2 separate regions of the Homo sapiens genome follow, and region 1 is linked to region 2. A link is a loop called in an ENCODE intact Hi-C map of the cell type or tissue named here. Cell type or tissue: mammary epithelial cell. All regions are shown on one strand. Links, peaks and the distances in the headings refer to the core of each region. The heading gives the core; the rest is flanking DNA.

The links. Peaks named below come from ENCODE experiments on the same cell type or tissue, not always from the same donor. Only the 100,000 strongest peaks of a DNase experiment are listed, where the experiment ranks them.
Region 1: a loop joins it to region 2, with 4 times the contacts of the local background. A loop is called at or near these places in 3 of 110 quality-filtered maps.

The regions. Positions count from the first base shown.
Region 1 is chr1:223,167,055-223,179,484 of GRCh38, forward strand. No RefSeq gene overlaps it. Among named protein-coding and RNA genes, the nearest start is that of TLR5, 30 kb to the left of the region's middle. In mammary epithelial cell, for the core only: a CTCF peak has its summit at 8,163; no DNase peak of the experiment used is centred there.
Region 2 is chr1:223,339,440-223,351,869 of GRCh38, forward strand. All of the region lies in intron 2 of SUSD4 (sushi domain containing 4), which reads right to left. Among named protein-coding and RNA genes, the nearest start is that of SUSD4, 19 kb to the right of the region's middle. RefSeq lists an enhancer at 1,597-2,097 and a silencer at 2,588-2,765. In mammary epithelial cell, for the core only: a CTCF peak has its summit at 6,520 (motif pointing left); no DNase peak of the experiment used is centred there.

The DNA of each region.
Region 1 (12,430 bases), core at 3,177-11,176, 170 kb before region 2:
CACCTCTAAGGAGCCTCTGTGAAGTCTTGCCTGGTGATTTCCACTTAGAAATCACTGGCCAGAGCAGACACTTGGCCACTCCATCTTCAATGGGAGCTGGGAAAGATAATTTTATTTTTCAATTGGGACCTCCAACAAAATTGGATCCTGTTAGTAAAGAAGAAAGTGAATATAGTCTCAAGTGGTCCATACAATTATATTTGTTTCTTGAGACAGGGTCTCACTCTATTGCCCAGCTTGGAGTGCAGTGGCATGGTCAGAACTCACTACAGCCTTGGCTTCTCAGGCTCAAGTGATCCTCCCACCACAGCCTCCCACATAGCTGGGACCATAGGTATATGCCACCATGCCTGGCTAATTTTAATTTTTTAATTATTTGTAGAGGTGGGTCTCTTTATGCTGCCCAGGCTGGTCTTGAACTGCTCAGCTCAAGTGATCCTCCTGCCTTGACTTCCCAAAGTGCTGGGATTAGTGCAGTGAGACACAGAGCCTGGCCCACAATTAGATTTTTAATTTTAAAAATACATTCAAAATTTACATTCAATTTCATATCTGCTTGTTTTAAAATAAAACCAATGTTTCAAATTACGTATCGTTTGGGGGAGGAGCCAAGATGGCTGCATAGGAACAGCTCCGGTCTACAACTCCCAGTGTGAGCGATGCAGAAGATGGGTGATTTCTGCATTTCCATCTGAGGTACCGGGTTCATCTCAGTAGGGAGTGCCAGACAGTGGGCGCAGGTCAGTGGGTGCGCGCACCATGCGAGAGCCGAAGAAGGGAGTTCCCTTTCCTAGTCAAAGAAAGGGGTGATGGACGGCACCTGGAAAATCGGGTCACTCCCACCCGAATACTGCGCTTTTCCGACGGGCTTAAAAAACGGCGCACCACGAGATTATATCCTGCACCTGGCTTGGAGGGTCCTACGCCCACAGAGTCTCGCTGGTTGCTAGCACAGCAGTCTGAGATCAAACTGCAAGGCGGCAGCGAGGCTGGGGTAGGGGCGCCCGCCATTGCCCAGGCTTGCTTAGGTAAACAAAGCAGCCGGGAAGCTCGAACTGGGTGGAGCCCACCACAGCTCAAGGATGCCTGCCTGCCTCTGTAGGCTCCACCTCTGAGGGCAGGGCACAGACAAACAAAAAGACAGCAGTAACCTCTGCAGACTTAAATGTCCCTGTCTGATACCTCTGAAGAGAGCAGTGGTTCTCCCAGTATGCAGCTGGAGATCTGAGAAGGGGCAGACTGCCTCCTCAAGTGGGTGCTGACCCCTGACCCCCGAGCAGCCTAACTGGGAGGCACCCCCCAACAGGGGCACACTGACATCTCACACAGCAGGGTACTCTAACAGACCTGCAGCTGAGGGTCCTGTCTGTTAGAAGGAAAATTAACAAACAGAAAGGACATCCACACCAAAAACCCATCTGTACATCACCATCATCAAAGACCAAAAGTAGATAAAACCACAAAGATGGGGAAAAAACAGAACAGAAAAACTGGAAACTCTAAAAAGCAGAGCGCCTCTCCTCCTCCAAAGGAACGCAGTTCCTCTCCAGCAACGGAACAAAGCTGGACGGAGAATGACTTTGACGAGCTGAGAGAAGAAGGCTTCAGATGATCAAATTACTCTGAGCTACGGGAGGACATTCAAACCAAAGGCAAAGAAGTTGAAAACTTTGAAAAAAAAATTAGAAGAATGTATAACTAGAATAACCAATACAGAGAAGTGCTTAAAGGAGCTGATGGAGCTGAAAACCAAGGCTCGAGAACTACGTGAAGAATGCAGAAGCCTCAGGAGCCCATGCAATCAACTGGAAGAAAGGGTATCAGCGATGGAAGATGAAATGAATGAAATGAAGCGAGAAGGGAAGTTTAGAGATAAAAGAATAAAAAGAAATGAGCAAAGCCTCCAAGAAATATGGGACTTTGTGAAAAGACCAAATCTACGTCTGATTGGTGTACCTGAAAGTGATGGGGAGAATGGAACCAAGTTGGAAAACACTCTGCAGGATATTATCCAGGAGAACTTCCCCAATCTAGCAAGGCAGGCCAACATTCAGATTCAGGAAATACAGAGAACGCCACAAAGATACTCCTCGAGAAGAGCAACTCCAAGACACATAATTGTCAGATTCACCAAAGTTGAAATGAAGGAAAAAATGTTAAGGGCAGCCAGAGAGAAAGGTCGGGTTACCCTCAAAGGGAAGCCCATCAGACTAACAGCGGATCTCTCGGCAGAAACCCTATAAGCCAGAAGAGAGTGGGGGCCAATATTCAACATTCTTAAAGAGAAGAATTTTCAACCCAGAATTTCATATCCAGCCAAACTAAGCTTCATAAGTGAAGGAGAAATAAAATCCTTTACAGACAAGCAAATGCTGAGAGATTTTGTCACCACCAGGCCTGCCCTAAAAGAGCTCCTGAAGGAAGCACTAAACATGGAAAGGAACAACCGGTACCAGCCGCTGCAAAATCATGCCAAAATGTAAAGACCATCGAGATAGGAAGAAACTGCATCAACTAACAAGCAAAATCACCAGCTAACATCATAATGACAGGACGAAATTCACACATAACAATATTAACTTTAAATGTAAATGGACTAAATGCTCCAATTAAAAGACACAGACTGGCAAATTGGATAGTCAAGACCCATCAGTGTGCTGTATTCAGCAAACCCATCTCACGTGCAGAGACACACATAGTCTCAAAATAAAAGGATGGGGGAAAATCTACCAAGCAAATGGAAAACAAAAAAAGACAGGGGTTGCAATCCTAGTCTCTGATAAAACAGACTTTAAACCAACAAAGATCAAAAGAGACAAAGAAGGCCATTACATAATGGTAAAGGGATCAATTCAACAAGAAGAGCTAACTATCCTAAATATATATGCACCCAACACAGGAGCACCCAGATTCATAAAGCAAGTCCCGAGTGACCTACAAAGAGACTTAGACTCCCACACATTAATAATGGGAGACTTATCACCCCACTGTCAACATTAGACAGATCAATGAGACAGAAAGTCAACAAGGATACCCAGGAATTGAACTCAGCTCTGAACCAAGCGGACCTAATAGACATCTACAGAACTCTCCACCCCAAATCAACAGAATATACATTTTTTTTCAGCACCACACCACACCTATTCCAAAATTGACCACATACTTGGAAGTAAAGTTCTCCTCAACAAATGTAAAAGAACAGAAATTATAACAAACTATATCTCTCAGACCACAGTGCAATCAAACTAGAACTCAGGATAAAGAATCTCACTCAAAACCACTCAACTACATGGAAACTGAACAGCCTGCTCCTGAATGACTACTGGGTACACAACGAAATGAAGGCAGAAATAAAGATGTTCTTTGAAACCAACGAGAACAAAGACACAACATACCAGAATCTCTGGGACACATTCAAAGCAGTGTGTAGAGGGAAGTTTATAGCACTAAATGCCCACAAGAGAAAGCAGGAAAGATCCAAAATTGACACCCTAACATCACAATTAAAAGAACTAGAAAAGCAAGAGCAAACACATTCAAAAGCTAGCAGAAGGCAAGAAATAACTAAGATCAGAGGAGAACTGAAGGAAATAGAGGCACAAAAAACCCTTCAAAAAATCAATGAATCCAGGAGCTGGTTTTTTGAAAGGATCAACAAAATAGATAGACCGCTAGCAAGACTAATAAAGAAAAAAAGAGAGAAGAATCAAATAGACGCAATAAAAAATGATAAAGGGGATATCACCACTGATCCCACAGAAATACAAATTACCATCAGAGAATACTACAAACACCTCTACGCAAATAAACTAGAAAATCTAGAAAAAATGGATAAATTCCTCGACACATACACTCTCCCAAGACTAAACCAGGAAGTAGTTGAATCTCTGAAGAGATCAATAACAGGAGCTGAAATTGTGGCAATAATCAATAGCTTACCAACCAAAAAGAGTCCAGGACCAGATGGATTCACAGCCGAATTCTACCAGAGGTATAAGTAGGAGCTGGTACCATTCCTTCTGAAACTATTCCAATCAATAGAAAAAGAGGGAATCCTCCCTAACTCATTTTATGAGGCCAGCATCATTCTGATACCAAACCCGGGCAGAGACATAACCAAAAAAGAGAATTTTAGACCAATATCCTTGATGAACGTTGATGCAAAAATCCTCAATAAAATACTGGCAAAACGAATCCAGCAGCACATCAAAAAGCTTATCCACCATGATCAATTGGGCTTCATCCCTGGGATGCAAGGCTGGTTCAATATACCCAAATCAATAAATGTAATCCAGCATATAAACAGAGCCAAAGACAAAAACCACATGATTATCTCAATAGATGCAGAAAAGGCCTTTGACAAAATTCAACAACCCTTCATGCTAAAAACTCTCAATAAATTAGGTATTGATGGGACGTATTTCAAAATACTAAGAGCTATCTATGACAAACCCACAGCCAATATCATACTGAATGGGCAAAAAGTGGAAACATTCCCTTTGAAAACTGGCACAAGACAGGGATGCCCTCTCTCACCACTCCTATTCAACATAGTGTTGGAAGTTCTGGCCAGGGCAATTAGGCAGGAGAAGGAAATAAAGGGTATTCAGTTAGGAAAAGAGGAAGTCAAATTGTCCCTGTTTGCAGACGACATGATTGTATATCTAGAAAACCCCATTGTCTCAGCCCAAAATCTCCTTAAGCTGATAAGCAACTTCAGCAAAGTCTCAGGATACAAAATCAATGTACAAAAATCACAAGCATTCTTATACACCAACAACAGACAAACAGAGAGCCAAATCATGAGTGAACTCCCATTCACAATTGCTTCAAAGAGAATAAAATACCTAGGAATCCAATTTACAAGGGATGTGAAGGACCTCTTCAAGGAGAACTACAAACCACTGCTCAAGGAAATAAAAGAGGATACAAACAAATGGAAGAATATTCCATGCTCATGGGTAGGAAGAAACAATATCGTGAAAATGGCCATACTGCCCAAGGTAATTTATAGATTCAATGCCATCCCTATCAAGCTACCAATGCCTTTCTTCACAGAATTGGAAAAAACTACTTTAAAATTCCTATGGAACCAAAAAAGAGCCCGCATCGCCAAGTCAATCCTAAGCCAAAAGAACAAAGCTGGAGGCATCACACTACCTGACTTCAAATTATACTACAAGGCTACAGTAACCAAAACAGCATGGTACTGATACCAAAACAGAGATATAGATCAATGCAACAGAACAGAGCCCTCAGAAATAACGCCATATCTACAATTGTCTGATCTTTGACAAACCTGAGAAAAACAAGCAACGGGGAAAGGATTCCCTATTTAATAAATGGTGCTGGGAAAATTGGCTAGCCATATGTAGAAAGCTGAAACTGGATCCCTTCCTTACACCTTATACAAAAATCAATTCAAGATGGATTAAAGACTTAAATGTTAGACCTAAAACCATAAAAACCCTAGAAGAAAACCTAGGCATTACCGTTCAGGACATAGGCATGGTCAAGGACTTCATGTCTAAAACACCAAAAGCAATGGCAACAAAAGCCAAAATTGACAAATGGGATCTAATTAAACTAAAGAGCTTCTGCACAGCAAAAGAAACTACCATCAGAGTGAACAGGCAACCTACAAAATGGGAGAAAATTTTCGCAACCTACTCATCTGACAAAGGGCTAATATCCAGAATCTACAATGAACTCAAACAAATTTACAAGAAAAAAACAAACAACCCCATCAAAAAGTGGGCAAAGGACATGAACAGACACTTCTCAAAAGAAGACATTTATGCAGCCAAAAAACACATGAAAAAATGCTCATCATCACTTGCCGTCAGAGAAATGCAAATCAAAACCACAATGAGATATCATCTCACACCAGTTAGAATGGCAATCATTAAAAAGTCAGGAAACAACAGGTGCTGGAGAGGATGTGGAGAAATAGGAACACTTTTACACTGTTGGTGGGACTGTAAACTAGTTCAACCATTGTGGAAGTCAGTGTGGTGATTCCTCAGGGATCTAGAACTAGAAATACCATTTGACCCAGCCATCCCATTACTGGGTATGTACCCAAAGGACTATAAATCATGCTGCTATAAAGACACATGCACACGTATGTTTATTGCGGCATTATTCACAATAGCAAAGACTTGGAACCAACCCAAATGTCCAACAATGATAGACTGGATTAAGAAAATGTGGCGCATATACACCATGGAATACTATGCAGCCATAAAAAATGATGAGTTCATGTCCTTTGTAGGGACATGGATGAAATTGGAAATCATCATTCTCAGTAAACTATCGCAAGAACAAAAAACAAAACACCTCATATTCTCACTCATAGGTGGGAATTGAACAATGAGATCACATGGACACAGGAAGGGGAACATCACACTCTGGGGACCGTTGTGGGGTGGGGGGAGTGGGGAGGGATAGCACTGGGAGATATACGTAATGCTAGATGACAAGTTAGTGGGTGCAGCGCACCAGCATGGCACATGTATACATATGTAACTAACCTGTACAATGTGCACATGTACCCTAAAACTTAAAGTATAATAATAAAAGAAAAACAAAACTTAAAAAAAAATTACGTATCGTTTAAAGTACTTAACTCTTTACCCCAGAAACTTTTAAGTAAAATTCATACTTCACGAACATGTCTCAATATTGCAGCATTGTTTATAATTTCAAAGAAATGGGGAAAGGCGAGTTATCTAACAATGGGGAATTGGCTAAATAAATTATGATACATTTACTTCTTGGAATACATGCAGTCATTAAATATAATGTTCTTGATGCACATTTAAGGTATATATAATATACATATTTGCAAACATTTTATGTTTTACACTTTAGAGCTGTCCTTAAAGAAATGTAACTGTTCTAAAAACAGAATCAAATGTTCTTGACAGAAGGACTTTTTTCCTGTAAGTTATTGATCTTCTTTAGTGTCAATATATACAGGAAACAACCACCCTCAATTGTAATAAGAGGATCTTGTGCAGGTATGACTGCAGGATTATCATCTATAGCAAAGCAGCATGTCACAGACACTTTTAAAAACCTAAAAACTTTATCTTCCTTCTTGCTTTGAAAAATCAACCAAGGAGTAATGCAGTGAACACCAAGATTTGAGGAAAAATGAACTCATGAACCATTATATGAAAAAAAAATCATGTTACAGTTTACATAATGAGATCTCAATTTTATTAAAAAAACAAAACCTATATCCCTGTGTATGAAGATATATGCATATGAAAAAACTGTCTGACAAGAAATTCCTGTGTGTATTCCACAGCGTACCCAACTGTTGATGACGTCTCTGTTATTGGGAACTTACAGTGGATGGGAAGACCAGAAAAATATATATGAAAAGCCAGACCATGACCTAGGGAGGAGTTAAACAGAGGACAGGAGTACTGGTATTTGGTGGTTAGGCACACTGCTCTCAATGCCTAACAGTCCTGGGTTCAAATCCAGATACTGTCCCTTGCCAGATGAAACCTTGGGCAGGTTACTTCTTTCAGCCTAAATTTCTTCATCTGTAAGTATCAGTTGAGCACAAATATATTAATATTGTAAAGTGCTTAGTAAAGTGCTTCAGATCAGCTGGCTACAAATTTGGGGTCCTTGACAAACGGGGGTTTTATAGCAAGAGCTCAGTAAATGGTATTTTTTAAATAAAAAATCTACTTCATTGAGTTATTGAGGGGTACACACAATAAAATGTACTGGGCCCTACAAATTATGTAGCTGTAGTTGCTTCTACCATCGCCATAGGTTAGATTTGACTTTTCTATAGTTTCTATAAATAGGATCATAAGTATGTACTTCTTTCACTTGGTCTAATAGTTTTGAGATTCACCTAGGTTGTTGCATTTACCAACATCAGCTTTATTCCTGATAGCCAAAACCTGGCAACACTCCAAATGTCCATCGGCAGGTGAATGGCGCGTAGTGCAGAATTAACCAAACAGAGGTCTGGTCTTTGTCTTGGGCCACTGGCAGGTGATCTCTAGACCCCTGAAGTCTCCTGCAATAGGAGTGTCATCGTTTGCCTGGGGGCTTTGGCCAGCAACAGCCTAATGATGTGATTTATGATGGGCCTTTGGAACACACAGTATTTGCTCTGGCCTCTGGGAGGAGCTGGAGACTAAAGGCCAGGTGCTTGGGCAGTGTGTGATTGAGCCCCATTAAAAGCTCTGGACACCAAATCTCGGTTGAACTTCCAAGATCCACAGTACTCTGTGCACATTGCCACATATCGATGATGGGAAGGCAACATGTTCTTGGGGGCGTGGAAGCTTCATATTTGAAACTCTCCCAGATTCTGCCCTATGCAGTAGAAGCTTTGGCTATTTCTAATTTGTATTCTTTCACTGTCATAAAACTGTAATTTTAAGTATAGGGCTTTCCCAAGTTCTGTTACTTGTTCTAGCAAATTGTCAAGCCTGAGAGTGGTTGTGGAGACCTCTGAATTTGTAGCCAGCTGATCTGAAGTGAGGGTAACCCTGGGGACCCCCACACTTGGCATCTGAGGAGAGGGCAGTCTTATGGGGACTGTTCACCCAGACTTAGCAGTTTGGCAAGCTCATTGCAAATGGCTGAGAAAATTTTTGTTTATCCATGGAATACAATGTAGTATTACTTAGAGATTGAGAAAAGAGGAACAGGCTACTGATGCGTATGAGACAGAGACGAATCTCAAAAAGCATTGTGCTGAGGGAGTGTGATTTTTAATGCAGGAACTCAGCAACATGTGACAAGGGACCCCATGCACTTATTGCACAAGAAATGCTGTTTTCACAGGAAATTGGAATCACCATGGCCTGCAAAGCAGAAGAGTGTCAGAGGCAAGTTAAACTTGCTCAGGGCCTGAGAGATAGAGATGGGGAGTTGAAGGGGGCGCCTTCTTCTTAGGCAGACAGAAGTTACCTTGGGAAGACAAGCCTGGCAGGAGCATGAGCATTGAGGAGTTACGGAAGGTATGGCTGGAAATGTGGAACATTGGAAGCTAGTGGAAATTTGGATTTACCCTGTAGGACATGTGGAAGCCCCAGAGTTTTCAGAGCTGGAAGGGGGTTTCCCTGTGACAAAAATAGGTTTGGATGAATTTGTTTTATATCATTGTAACAGGCTGAAAAAAATTTGAGACAAAATATGCTTTTCTCTAATGGAGAATAATTGGGATGGTTAGAAAAAAGGATATTAGCTCTGGATATAGGAATAAACAATAAAACAATAAAGTGTTTTTCAAACTTTTCTAGACAGTGACCCAATCAAAAAGTACATTTTATATCAATACGCAGTACACATGCACATAAACACATACATACATGTGAAACAAATTTCATGAAACAATATTTCCTTTTCTTATGGGCAGTGCATCTGAAATGTTCTATTTCATTCTGCTGCGTTCTATTCTATTATGTTCTATTCTATTTCTTTTTTAAACAATGCTAGTCATAGGTGACTAAACATATTCCGTCCTAATATGGCCACCCCTCCAGAAGACCAGGACACTCCCAGTTCTGCAGAGGCATGGCCATGGGTGTGGCAGAGAGCATGGGATGGGAGTGGGAGAGCAGGTGTGGGGACTGGCTCTGTCTTTCAGGTTACGTGGCTTCAGGCATAGCTCATCATCTCTGACCTCTGACCCCTGCTATAGGCCAAATACCTGTGTTCTTCTCCAAATTAATATGTTGACACCTAATCCCCAGGGTGATGGTGTTAGGAGGTAGGGCCTTTGGGAAGTGATTAGGCTATAAGGGTGGAGCCCTCATGAATGGGATTCATGCCTTTATAAAAGAGGCCCCAGAAAACAGCCTCCCTGCTTCCTCCATGGGAGGACAGAGTGAGAAAACACCATCGATGAATCAGGAGGTGGACCCTCACTAGATACCAAACCTGTTGGCACCTTGATCTTGGACTTCCCCGCTTCCAGAACTGTGAGCAGTAAGTGTCTGTTGTTTACGAGGCATCCAGTTTATGGTAGTTAGTGACAGCATCTCAAAAGAACTAGGACAACCCCTTTGCCCACTCCTTGGAGGGGCTGACAAACTTGCTCAGACTTAGAGCGGCTTGGTGCCTTTGGGGATAAGATCATGTATTTGAAAAGATCTTGGGAATGGCTATGTGCTACTTAAGGGAAAGAGGCTGTGTCCTTGTTTTTGCTCATCTCCCTGCACGTCTGGCACCCACTGCAGGTGATGCTTATCACAAAGTAGGCAAGTTGATGTCACCATATAAATAATTTTAAAAGTTCTGAGCATGCATTCTGGTGGTGTTATATGTTTAGGTGCATGGTCTTTAAACCTCACTAAAATATTCTTAGCTGGAAATTATTATCTTTATTGTATGGGTGAGGAAACAGAAGCTCAGAGAGGGGGGCTACTTGCCTGTGGTCACAAGAGTGAGACAGATTTCAGAGCCCAATCTGTCTGCTTTTTATCCCAGCTCCCCTGCCCACACCTGCCTCCACTGTGTAGCCCCTCAGGGTCCAAAGGCCAGGCTCAGGATATTTAGGGGTGAGTTTTAGTACAGGTGTCCTTGTGGTGCTCTCACTCTGGGTCCTGGTGGCCCCACAACATTCTAAATCTTTTATATGTGAAGGTCTTACTCTGGCATTGGAAGCTTGCTTTCCAAAATTATAATAATGACAATCACTAACATTTAGGGAGCACCCCAGATCCCCACTGAGGCTTTATACATGCATTGCCTCAACCCCTTGAGGCAGGTACTGTCATCATGCCCGCAGTGCAAGAGGTGAGAGAACTCACCCAAGGTCACAGTGAACAAACAGCCCAGCTGGAACTTGAGCTTGGCTTGTCCCTAAACCCGCCAGTGCTGTCAACCACTGTATTCTGGGAATTTGAGGAACAAGGAATGAGGAAGTGGCAGACAGAAAACGGTGCTCGAGTCTGGGGACATTCTGAACACTTTCAGGGAGGCCCAATAAGAAAAGAGAAATGCAGACAAATGAAATAAAGCAGAGGCTGGGAAGCCAACGCCCACAACACGACCAAGACCCCAAGTTCCCAAAGAAAGTGCTTTATTATTTTCAAAATAGCAATGTGTAAAAACGGCTTTTGCAGAAAAGAAGACAAAAAGGCTAACCTTTACTGCACCCCCAATAATGCCAATTCCCCAGCCCTAGCCCAGCAGAACCGTGGGAAAGCAGCCTTTGCTGTATGTATGTAGGCTTTCACTCAGGACAGGTAGATTTTTCATAATGACTTTGCTTTTAATCTAGGGAAGAGTGTAAAATTGCACAGCAAGTCTTGGGGACTCTGACAGCCCAGTGGACCAGGAAGGAATCTCCATCCATCTCTGGGAGTCTCTGGGGTCACAGGGAGCCTGTAAGCCAAGGGGAGGCTGGGGAGGAGGGAGAGCGGCTGGAGAGATTTATACATAGTGCTGTCCTCCCCCTGCCTTGGAATTACAGCACCATGAGAAGCTGTGAGATTAAATGAAGAGCAGGGCCCTGGAGAAGCTAAAGCATCAGTGGGAACAGGGGGTGCAGCAGGTGATAAGCGGGAGATGCAGGTTAATTATGATGCTGGCACACAGGTAGCCCCGGGAGGAAAGCAGAAGCCCTGGGGCGGGTGCATGTGTGTGTGAGTGTGTGTGTGAGTGTGTGCATGGTGGGGGAGGGGAGGGGGAGAGAGAGAGATCCATGATATCCATTTGTGTTTTGGCCCCATTCTTTTTTTTTAAAAAACCTAATCAAATCGATTCTCCTCTCCTACATAGAGGTTTGCATGCCCCACCCCCCACTCTCCTTGCCAATTCATCAATATCCTCATCCTCAGAATTTATCTAAACTACTTTATAGGAAAGATTCTTTTACCTTTAACCCCCTGCACCCCACTGGCCAGGTATGGAAGGATGATTAGACAGCCTGATCCGAAAGAAGGGGCACCAGCAATGACTAGACTAACTCTTCTGGGGAGAGGAAAGTCTCTGAGCTCTGCAGAGCGGAGGAGCCCCTCTCTGATCTGCCTCAGTAAGTCAAGCAGATACGATGCAAATCCACGCCTTCTGAGTTCTGGCTGTGAGAGAGGAGACAACTCCAGGCATTGTCTGGGGTAAGGAGCCCTCTTTGAGGGAGGGGTGCTTTTCTTTCAATGAGTTTAAGCATTTCCTTCACTAGCTTGACTCTGTAGCTGGTTCTTCGATCCAGTCTCCTCAGAGGTCCCCTTCTCTGCTGAAGCATCTCAGATCTTCCTGCTCCTTCTGCCTTCGGCCCCTCTGTGGCTCAGGCTGACCATAGGAACTAATATGCATGTTTGTCAGGCCCTTTCTATTTTTTAATTTTTTTCTCTTACTTATAAATTACCTCAAATGGGTTTTCTATCAAACATCATTTTTGTTATTTTTGGCTTCTGTGTCTCAATTTCTTTCTTTCTTTCTT
Region 2 (12,430 bases), core at 2,562-10,561:
GAATGAGCCAGCGGGGCAGGGGTGGGACAGGACAGAGGGACCCATCCCTCCAACCCGCCATCTCCCTTCTCACCTGCCATGCTCCCAAAGTCTAATCCCTGCCCCCGCCAGGTCCCTGTCAGATCTGGTGTGAGACTGAGGGAGTCACTGCAGCAGGGTTAGCAAACCTAGAGAGCCACCCATCAGAATCTCACGACACCTTTTAATGGTATGATTTCTGTGATCCTCCCAGATCTACCTTCTCAGCGTCTATGGGGGCAAGGCCGAGGAATCGTCTTTGCAGAAGTTCCCTAGAGATTTCTGAGGCATTCAGACACCACTAACTCAACAAGCTTCATGTGTATACACCTGAGGCCCCTCAGGAAGCAGAAGGCTGGGCCCCGGCTCCCCCAGGACTGGCTGGGCCTGAGGCCCACCGACCACTTTTCCGCTTACACACACTGAGCTGTTTCCAACAGTCTGAAAGGCAGACACTAATTTGCCAAGTTGAAGAAAAGGGGGCTCTCATTCCACCGGCTCCGCTCTGGCAGAACCACGACACTCAACTCCTTATCTCCTTATCTCCTTAAAGCCGTCTCCTTTACACAACAGGCCAGGAAGAATTGTGGGGAATCAAGCCCTGGAAGCAGCTGCTCCAATCGCATTCCCTGACAAAGACCACACGCAGCCAAATCCTGCAGGAGCATTGTGGCTGGTGCCATGGGCTTCAGTCTAGGCCCAGCACCCTGAAAAAAGCAGAATAACACCCAGAAGTTAAACACCCCATTGTCTGAGAACTAGGGAGGCTCATGTGTGCCCATCACTTCTTTGTTCAGACAGCTCAGCTCTTGTGAAATTGGTCCCATCTCCTGGAACAGACAAGAATCCAGGCACTGGCCTGTCCATTCTTCTGAGGGGGCAGAGGGCACAGATGGGCATCTGATAGATACAAAAAGATGCCCTGACCCAGTGAGACCTCTGCTTGGGGTGCAGAGCTGGGCCAGCACTCCATGCTGCAGCTGCAATGAAAAATGAGTCACCTTTGTGTTAGAGAAGAGACAGGAAAAGTGTCCTGGAGAAGGGAAGGCTTTGAGAGTAGTGTGCCACAATCAAAGGTAAGGAAGGAGCTGTCAACACGCAGTCCTTTCCATCCCTGCTAATCCAAAAGCAGCTTCTGTCCGCAGTCATGATATTCAGCCTGCTTTGACAGCTGGGGAGCTGGGTTTAGAGGCTCCAGGCAAAAGATCCAGGTAGAGGTCAGGTGAGCTCTTTCCCACAGGAGGGGAAATGTGTCCCTTCTCAGCCCTGTGATCTAGTTAGACAGGTAGTCAGAGAGACAGAACACATGCAAACAGGCCCTCACTGATAGAGAGTATGTCAAAGGCTGCTGAACTCCCCGGAGGAACATCTCTTAAATCTCTATTGTTTCAGAAATATAGTAAGCACTTAGCTGAAACTGACCTCTAGAAAAAGACACACTTGACCTCATCCACCTAATTCCCTCTGTGTTACACATATTCGTTTAATGTGGTTTGCATGTTAGGTGCCGATTGTTCTAAGAGAGAATAAAAGCACCTTGATTGCTAAAATACACATGTTTGATATGGAAAGTCCTAAAGCTTTCTTCCTCCTCTCGAAACAGATACTGTAATAATCTGGTGTTCTTTGGGGAGGTGTTTTTATTTTTCTTTTTGTTGCTGCTGTTGTAAATTTTTTATGAAGCCCAAAGGTAACAAGAACTGTGATGGTGCTGGGCCTGCCTGGTACTCCTGTCATGGGGTGCCCATCTGTCCCCCACTATAACATGGGAACCCGAAAGGCAGAGCCAGATGCCTGTCTGGGTACTTGGCAGTCCACAGGCACTGCTGCAATTAGCAAGCTGGATCATGATTCAGCATCTGACGCGGGCAGCCTCCACCAGAGCATAGCGGACAGCTTAAAAATAGCAAAGCCACGGCTGCATCTCTCTAGCCCAGGCTCCACACGAGGCAGGGCAGCTGCCGCCAGCAGAGCCTGGAGAGGGTCCCACCTCCCACCCACCCCCTCTCTGTCCTCCCCAGATCCACCTTCCAGCTGTGAAGGCTGAGTGGGAAGCAGAAGGGGCCGGCTCCCATCAAGCTCCCCCACGCAGAACACCCGATGCAGAAATGCCAGCGGTCTCCAGATCCACTGACGGGGCACCCAAGTGTTCTCAGGTTCAGGTCTTGTTTTAAATACACAAACGGAGGGACAATCAGCATGGCTCCCCCATGCCTCAGGCACCAAAACAACTGCACACGCAGCTACAACCACAGGGGTGCTCCCAACTCCCCCTTCCCAGTTAGTGACCAGTGGTGAGGGTGGGTGTGTCTCCCAGCCTGAAGAAGAGAATGGAAAGAGGCGGACTTTGTGCTTGGAGAGGCCTGGGTACAAACCCATTTCACCCATCTGCCAACAGAGACCACCATGCCTCCTGCTTGCCTATCACCACCCCCATCTGCGCCAAGTTAAGTAACTTCTCGGGGCCTCAGAGTCTGGTATGAAACAGAGCTAAAGATCGCTCATTGGCTGGTCACGTCGAGTGTAAATGAGGCAACAGGCAAAGCACTGAGGAGGGTGCCCAGCCCAGACGAGTCTCCAAAAATAAACATCCCTTGCCTTTCCTATTTCCTTCCTAGTCATGGCTGAGGTCTGCCCTGGTGGACCACAGCCACAGTGAAACCAGGGCTAGGAGGACAGGCGGGGGCCTGGGTACCCAAGACAGAGATCCTCAAAGGGCCCTCAGTGTCCTACTGTTTCTCTAGTGTTCACTGAAGTCATGTTCTCTAGGTCAGTGATATTTTGTAGATGAAACTGCAATGTCCTCAGGGCTGATGTTGTCTTTAAAAATGTTCTTTCTACCCAGGAACCCAAAAGGAGATTTAAAATAATGGAGAGGGTTGCCATTTTTCTGAGAATACTATTATTGAATAGATGTCCCTTCTCCCCAAATTAATCTACAAAATTAACAAAATGATTCCACAATTTATCTGGAAGAGTGATTTCATAGGACTAGCTGAGAACATTTTGAAAATGAAGAGTAATGAGTGGGGATTTGCTCTATCTGATTTTAAAAGGTACAAGTAGTAAAATAGTGTGGTTCTGGCACAGGAAGAGACATCAAATCAATGGAATATAACAGAAGGCCAAGAAACAGACCCAAATATCTATACAATGTTAGTATATTATGAGGGTGTTATTTCAAAACATTGGGAAAAGGATAGACTATTCAATAAATACTGTTGGTACAATTGGCTAACCATCTGGATAAAAATTAACAATATCCTTACATTTCCCAGCACGCAAATTGACTAAATGTTTAAGTATAACAAATAAAATATGAAAAATACAGGTGACTATGTAAATAACCTTGGGTTGGCAAAAACTTTCTAAGCCTAATACCAATACCGGTTTCTCTATGGCAGAAACCATAGAGAAAAAAAGTTGACTGCATTATCATCAATGCAATTAAAGGCCAGTAAAAACTGCAAGAATGAACATTGTTGATATGTGAAAGGTCAAATATTTGAAAAGAGTTTTACAAATGAATAAGAAAAAGATAAAAACATTAGCGGAAAAACAGACAAAGAACATAAGCCCAGAATTCAAAACAATAAACACAAATAGCCAATAAAAAGAGGAAGGCTCTCTACACTCCAGGCACACTGGCCTTCTTTCAGGTTCTTGAACATTCTATGCTACCTCCCAACAGAAGACCTCTGTGCTGGCTGTTCCCTCCACTGAGAACACACTCTCCCTTGATCTTCACCTGGTTCAAATCTATCACCTCTCCACGCAAAGCTAACTTTTACCGGAAGCCTTCCTTGAGCACCCCGCCCAGCTGGACCAAGTGAGATTCTCCTTCTTCTCCCTCATAAGCTCTTTCAAAGCTAAGTTGCTTTCCTTCATGGCACTTTTTACAGCTTGTACTTATTTTTGTGATTATTGGATTGTTTATCTCCCCCACTGGACAAACTGCCTCTGTTTTTGCTGACCAGTGCATGTGCAGCACGATGGTGAAAAAAATTATAGGGTATGCACAAAATAGAATACAATACGGTGAGTTACAATGATGCTCTAAAAGATTTATTTTTAAAAGATTAATAAAAATATGATATATTGTTAAGTAATACAAGTAGGTAACAAAACAATGTCTATATACTATTTGGGGGGAGAATGAAGATATATAGAAAAGAGACACACATCACTTTTCTAACAGAGGGTTAGTGTGACATTTATTTTGTTAACGTTGCTCATCCATATTTTCTAAAAAATTCAACAATGAATATGCATACATCTGCATATATATAGCTGCTTTTAATAAGGGAAAAAGCTTAAACCTAGCTATGGTTTCCCTCTGTAAACCCGTGAAGTCCCTGTGCAACTGCTGTAGGAACCACAGTGTGTTCCCTTTCCTTATCTTCTCCCTGACCCTTCTCCACCCTTCCAGCTTTATTTCCACCACCAACAGAGTACGAGAACATGGCCCAGATCCAAACCAACGTGTCAACCTCTGTTGAGCCACCTCCAAGTCCCAAGTTAGCCATTTTCAGGAAATAAAAACTAAATGTATGAGCACACAGCACTTTAGGAAAACCTGAGACTTCCACTAAATAGCTAGATTCCCAAAAACAGTTAAAATGGAATGTGAGTCATAATTTTTCAGAAACCTGTCTATGCTTAGCCTTCAGAACTGTCTTCTCAATAAATATATACAGACAGCCTGACCACCTAAGAAAACGGAGCAAGGGCATTTGCAGGTTTTAATACTGCACAGCAAAGATCATTCTGACAATATTTCAAAGAGATGGGTGATGTGTTTGGCATACATGGTGTACAAGATAAGCAAGATCTAGGGAGGCAACATTGTCGGGTGCTAGGGATAGAGTGGAAATGGCACCCAGCCTCTCAGATGAGTGTCTCACACAAAAATAAATTTTGTGAGTGTTCAATTACCTCCACCTGCCTGGCGCAGTGAACATGGTAAGGCTGTGCTGATGTTGCACTCTCCTGGGGTCTCCTTTCTTGAGAATAACAGTGGTCTGCTTATTTGTAGCTAAGGGAAGAGCCACTTTGCACTTAATGCACTGAAGGAATTGCTCAAGGACTGCTCACCCCCGAGAAAAGCTTAGCCTTGAAGGGCTGCCAAGGACAATGTTCGCTTTCCTTATCAGTGTGGGTTCAGTAGGTTCAGTCTGGTCACAGTGAGACTCAAACTTCAACTCCAGAAAAACTCTCCACCACTTCTCATGTTTTCCACACTCCGCAGCCCTCATTTAATCGGGATGGACATTTCCCACTGGGGACTGAGTGTGCTCTTCCTAAATCCAAGCAGGCCGCCCTAACATGATATGTACACGTGGAGGGTAGGCAGATTGCTTCCTTGGGCCCATCTGGACAGTTTTCCTGAGTTCAGAACATTTAGCACTCCTTGTTATGTTCAAGGCTGGGAATTTGGAAGCTAAAAGAAAAACAGATTCTGCAGAAATAATCGAAACTTCCTCTCTGGCCTCTCTTCACTTTCATTTATAACTTATCTACCCTCTCCTTCTCTACAGCTCATTGCTCTTACTTAAGGGAAAACTAAAGTTAATATAAGTAATTTGTTATTAAGTCTACATATACACTATTCCTGTCACACACTGTAAAGAAAATAGATAATTGGACATTGTGGTAACACCAGTGAGGATAACTTACATTGAAGTGGTGCTCACAAACATACAGTGAAAATGCTGTCCCCAAAGTCACTCATGAGCTGAGAACACGAGGTGGTCTTTCATTCTCATGGATCCCCCCAACCCCTTCAGAGGTCCGCACCACTAACCCCCTCTCTGAAACCCTCACATCCCTGGCTTTGGTAATGCTGTATCTTGGCTCCCCACCAATCTCTGTGAATATTCTCTTGGTATCTTGTGAGGAAACTGAGGCAAAGAGAGGTTCAAGGACATGTCCAAGATCATGTGCTTATTAAGAGATGGAGCCAGGGTCCAGATCCAGGCCCTGACGCTCCCTCTGATCATGCGCTTATTAAGAGATGGAGCCAGGGTTCAGATCCAGGCCCTGCCGCTCCCTCTCCTGCATCCCTCAGGGGGATCCCTCACAGTCCCTGTGTCCCTCAGTCCTCTCCCAGGACCACTACTGAACACTGATTATAATTACCGCTGCCCATGAGATGGTTCCTACATCACATTTATAACGCCGACGTCCGGCTTTCTATCACTTATTCTCAAATGCCTGCTGGGCAATTCCACCTGCATGTCAAAATTTAAGTATCTTAAGACCAAACTCATCATCTTTCTAAAATAAGCTTTTCTTCCTGACATCTCCATTGCAGTTAATGACTCCATGCTTCTTCTCTCTCATGCCTACACTAGAAACCCCTGGCTGCAACATCTTCCTTGGTCTGCCCTCTGCCCTCCAGAATTCAGCCTTTGAAATGTGCACCCTGGCTTTCTCTGCTGCCAGTACCTCCTCCGGGCCTTCAGCACCTCTCACCTGGAGCTCCTCCTCCTGGCTACTAGCTTCCATGTCTCCCTTCAGCCTCCCCTGCCTACTGCAGCAGCCAGGCCAATCACCCTAGGGCAGGGTTGCTCAGAGTCAGCCCTACGGACACTTGAGGCTGATCATTCTCCGTTGTAGAGGCCGTCCTGTGCATTTTAAGATGTTTCACAGCATCCCTGGTCTCCACCCTCTAGACAGTCGTAGCACACACCCTCTATTCCATCCGCTTACCCCAAAACCAAAATTGTCTTCAGACATTGCCAAATGTCCCCTGGGGGACAAAATCACCCCATTTGAGAACCAAAACCCTAACGTATGACTTAAACATGCTCCTCCGTTCAGAAACTCTCAGTGGCTCGTCGATGGCCTCCTGAGGAATCAATAAGAAGAAAATAGTTTTCAAAGATTAGGAAATTCATTTTCCTATTTATGATTTCCTTTCTCTTGAGGTTCTGGGCTTAACCACATTTGGGCTAGGGTTCAAGGCGTACTGCAGAAAGAAGGTCAAAGAGGAAAAGCAGATGACGTTAGCTGGCAAATCCATCCACGGTGTTACATCCCAAACTCCCATGGCTGAGTGCCCCCCAGCCTGGAAGCAGTGAGGCAAGGAGAGATGAATACCTCAGCAGGCTCCAGGGCCAGATGGCTTGAATTTGGGACCCAGCCCCACCACTTCTAATTCTAGGACCCTCAACCTACCCTTTAGCCTCTCTCTGCCCCAGTTTCCTCATATGAAAATAGGAATGAAAACGGTACCTAATTCATAAAGCTGCTGTGAGGCTCAGTGACTTCATTTATGTAAAGCACTTCAAAAGTGCCTGGTATGAACAAGTAATTGATAAATGCTACCCATTAATATTATTACTATTGTTACTACATTTCTTGCTATATTGCTGGTCTGTCTCCAAAACATGCCCTTGGTCCAGGCCAAAGTCAGTCCTTCCCTGGCCATGAACCTATCTTATGCTTGCCCCAGCAAGGCCCATGTTCATGTTCTTTCTGCTAAAACCCCCTGCAGTTCACTTCGTCCTGTTGAAATTTCACAAATATTTTTTTTCATTCAACAAATGTCTATTAAGCTCCTACTTTTTTTTTCTGTGTGAATGTTATTTTTCTTTTTTAAAAAATGCTTTTTAATTTTTGTGGGTACATAGCAGGTACATATATTTATGGGGTACATGAAATGTTTTGATACAGGCAAGCAATAAGCAATATGGAAAATTGGGCATCCATCCCTTCAAGCATTTATCCTTTGTGTTATAAACAATCCAATTACACTTTTTTAGTTATTTTGAAATACACAATTAAATTACTTTTGACAATAGTCACCCTGTCGTGCTATAAAATACTAGGTCTCATTCATTCTTTCCAATAGTACATTTTGTTTGTACCCATTAACCATCCGCACTTCCCTCCTACCCTACCCCGCCTCCCCTTCCCAGTGCAGACGTCTTTCAAGGCCTAACTTAAATGTCATCTCTGTCACAAATTCTCCCCTCTTCACAGTGAGAACAATCTTTCCCATTCCTGAATGCCACAACCCTCTGATTATGTGCCCAACATCTTATGTCATGATTGTAGATGACAGAATCACTTCCCAGCTAAATAAATCCCAGCCCCTACAGTAGAAGCCACTATTGGGGGATCAGTAGATCCCCTATAGAAGCTGACATAGAGTGCCTTAATTATTTCATGCACGCATTTAAGTGAGAATTACTATGTACTTCCGAAGTACTTGGTAACTTAATGCTCAAATGCATCCATGAAATAATTAATCTAAGGCGCTATTTTACAATAAGTAAATAAAGGCTTGTGTTCTGAGTCATACCTACTGTAAATACTTTTCCTCGTATTATCTCATTTAATCCACATAACCCTCAGGAGGTGGATCCTGTTGTGATGATTCCCAGTTGTCTGGAGGAAAGCAAATGATGTTATAGAGAAGCCCCATCTGAGAGAACATATTGGGGTCCCTGTCCCAGCTCTGCCACTAACCAGTTGTGAAACCAGCACCTCACTCTACTTTCTGGGCCTTCATTTCCTCATCGGTAATTAAGGCAACCTCTATGGCCCCTTCAGCTCTAACATAACAAACCCCAAGCCCAGACTGAGTGGACTACAGATCTAAGCAACAGGAACATTCATTACGCTTCTAATATTCAAATGGAAAAAAAAAAAACTTTGTTCATATGCAACTAAACCATCCGTTTAGAACACTAGAAGCAGTAGCATAATCACAGTTATCAAGTCCATAATGCTTCAATATGTCATAACAACATGCTGAATTACAGAGATAACTGAGACAAAAGCACTGTTTTTGCCTGTTTATTGGAATATTTCTCATTCTGCTCATATTTTCAGCGGGAAAAAATAAACATGAATTTTTTTCCACTCATAATTTTCTATAATAACTCAGGCTTTTGAATCTTACCTATCATTCATCTCTGACTCTCCCATCCTGCCTAGCACAGTGCCTTGCATGTAACAGACTCCACATATATTTGCTGATCAGTCTACCTGTTCTATATCTATTTATTCTTATGCCATGTAGACAGAAGCCACTTTGTAAGAAGTTTCCAAGCCAGTTGTGGCAGGAAACTTTTCTAAATTGCAGGATGTTTTCAATTGCCTTGGTGGGTGAAGGGTTAAATTAAAGGGACAGCTCTGATGCCTACCAGTCCAAATAGAGTTGCTGGCCAGCACTGCCCACTTTTTCTCTTTAGGCCTCCCCGGTACACTACCAACCCTAGCCTAAAGGTGCGTAAGCCCAAAACCTCAATCTCTTGAGAACTGTTTCCTTCTCTTTGTGACCTGTATCAACAGTTTAGGTACAGACTTACTCTAAGCAGTTTGTTCTAAGCTTGTGATTTTTTTTAAAAGCTTTCTGGGTTAATGAACCCATCTGAGATTCTGCTGAAAGCTACAAACCCACTTCAGAGAAATGCATATACAAGTCTTCATACATGTTCAGGTGTGGGGCTGGGGGACGGTTCAGAGACCTCCAGGAGCTGGTCCATGGGCATGAAGCTCAGAAGCTCTGGGAGGTGCCAAGCAGAGAGGGGCAAGCAAGGAGACTGAGACCACAATGGATGCGGCCACTATGCTGTCTGCCAGGAGGCATGAGGCTCCTTCTCCAACAAAAAGGCCATCAAGTCTCATAACATGGGCCTGTTAGAATGGCACCAGCACCAAACCTGGACTCACGAATCATTCAGAGGTTTTAACTTTAAATATCAGAGAAAGAAAAAAGAACAAAGAAAATGTTTTGAGTAGGAGAGAAGAAAATGTCCCTTAAAAGATAAATTCAAAATGACTTAAAAATATATATATATGTGATGGCCTCCAGTTACTATGGATATTAACTCATCACTTCTCCGCAGGCTACCTCCCCATAATAATTCAATATTTACCTGACCTAAACCAGGGTGGGCTCAGCGGATGGCCTGGGGCACCACTTGCAATTGATTTTTAGTGGCCAGCAGCTGTAATCGAATAATGTGAGTGTCTAGCAGTAGTTTGATTAGATTAGAGCAAATGTTATGGCCCTGTAATTTGGGAAATTCTGCAAATTTGAGCTTCCAGATCATCTCTGGACTCCATCATCAGTGCCTGCATGAATAGCAGACTTAGGAAATGTTTGATGAATGACTTAATGAAATGCATGAATAGGTAAGCTAATGGTTTGTAGCCCCTATCACCCTCACCATATACAAACACTGGCAGTTTCATATGACTACACCTTTGCTCATGTTCTTTCCCCCTTCTTCACCTAATTGCCACTTCCTTCAGAACTGAGCTCCGGCATCATCTCCTCCTGGAAGCCTTCCCATATTTCCCCTAGCTGGGATAAGAGCTCTGGATTCCTTACAGCACCTTTTCATAAGAATTAACATTTGTCTTCCTTTCGTATCTGCTAAGAGCTGAATTGTATCCCTCTAAATTCATACATTGAAGCCTTAACCCCCAATATGACTCTATTTGGAGATAGGGCCTTTAAGAGGTAATTAAAGTTAAATGAAGTCATAAGGTGGGGCCCTAATCCAACATGACCACAGAGCTCTCTCCCGTCCCCACCCCTGCACCCACACCAAGGAAAGGCCATGTGAGAACACAGCAAGAAGGCAGCTGTCTGCAACCCAGGAAGAGAGCCTTCACCAGAACCCAGCCGTGCTGGCACCTTGATCATGAACTTCCAGCCTCCAGAACTATGACAAAATTTAATTTCCATCGTTTAAGTCATCCAACATGGTATTTTGTTAAGGCAGCCCAAGCTGACGGAGACAGTATCCCACATAGGCTCGAGCTCCTGAGGGCCGGGACTGTACTGTGTTCTTATTTCTAGTCTTAGCACCTAAGGCAGCCCTTGAACATAGTTAAGCGCTCAATAAATTATTGTTGAACAAATGTAAGAGTGGATGAAGATAAGAAGCCGGAAAGACTTCCTCCCTTTCCCACCCTTAGGACTGACTGCAAAGCCATGTTTGGACCCTCATCACTGTCAGTGAAAAACTCAATACTCCAGGTGCTGTCACTCCCAAGAGAGGGGCAAGGCGCAAGTCAAGGCCAGACATCAATCCTCTCACGGTCCTCCCTGCCCATCACTGCAGCTGTCGTTGCTGCCTGACTCAGATGTCAGAAGCAAAGAGGAAAGGACAGAGCATTTAGAAATAATAAAACCCTTGGCTCAATGATGTCCTTTATTCATACAGTAGCAGGTCTTAGCTGTTGAACTTGGCTGTGGAGTCCTTCAGCCCTCTTCTAATCAAGCTATGAGTACTCAACTGGGATTACGTATGTATGTATTCTGTGGTTTGAGAGATAAACAAGAGGAAAAGTACAGTGCCTGCCCTGGAGGAATCTGTAATGTGGGCTGCAGAGGTCTCACATTAGGGTTTGCTCTCAGTCCTTCCCACATTTGTAACTTGGTAGACAAAGGTTTACTGAGAATCTAGAACACACAGGCCACAGTCAGGTGAAAAAAAAGATAAATCGGTTGTGGATCCTAGCTTTAAGGAGCTTTTATAACTAAAAATATAACAATAACAATGAAGATACCAATATTTATTGAAATCTTACTACATAATAGGCATTCTTCTGTGTGTTTCTATAGATTTAACTTATTTAATTCTCACAACAGTTCTATAACATGGGTACTATTATCCCCCATCTTACAGAAGAGGAAACTGAGGCAGAGGCAATTAAGGGGCTTGCCCCACATATAAAGCCACCAAAGCAGTAGAGCAAGGATTCCAGTCCCCCCGGATTGCCACATGGTGACAGGGCCCTTATTTCCCCTCATCTCTAGAATGATACAGCTGCACTATGTGCAAAATTTTCATATGTTGGTGAAAGGATATGAGGGAGCACAACATCTAAAGTAGGGGCACAGTCAAGTGGGAGCAGGTTTGTCCAGGGGCAGCTTGCTCAGCCAGGTGCCCTCAGTCCCCACTCTGTCCAGGAAGACCCTGCAGGAGAGCAAAAGGCTCCATGCAAACCCTGGCCCAGACCATCTCCTAGGCTCTCTCCAGCACACCACACCATGATTCTAGTGCTCTGGGAGTTCTGAGAACACAGAGATTTCCTGGAGCTGGGGAGGAAGCCAAGGACCATCTGAGAGTCACAGGAGGTTGTGGCAGTGAGATGGAAGCTGACAGAGGGGCGCCCAGATGCAGGAACAGCTGTGGAAAGGCCAGCTGGAGGAGAGGGCACAGAGGCTTAGGGTAGAGTCAATGAATGGGGTCAGCAGGGCTAACATGAATTTTGTTCCACCCTAGATTTTCCAAGTCCATGCATCATCCTGGGTGCATTCATTCATGTGAACGTGTGGCCATCTCACTCTTCAACCTTATGAAAGTGTGTGTATCTTAATCCAGTAATGGTACTGAAAGAATAGTTTCAATGTAAACTGAAGGTCCAGGAAGCAATGGGCTGG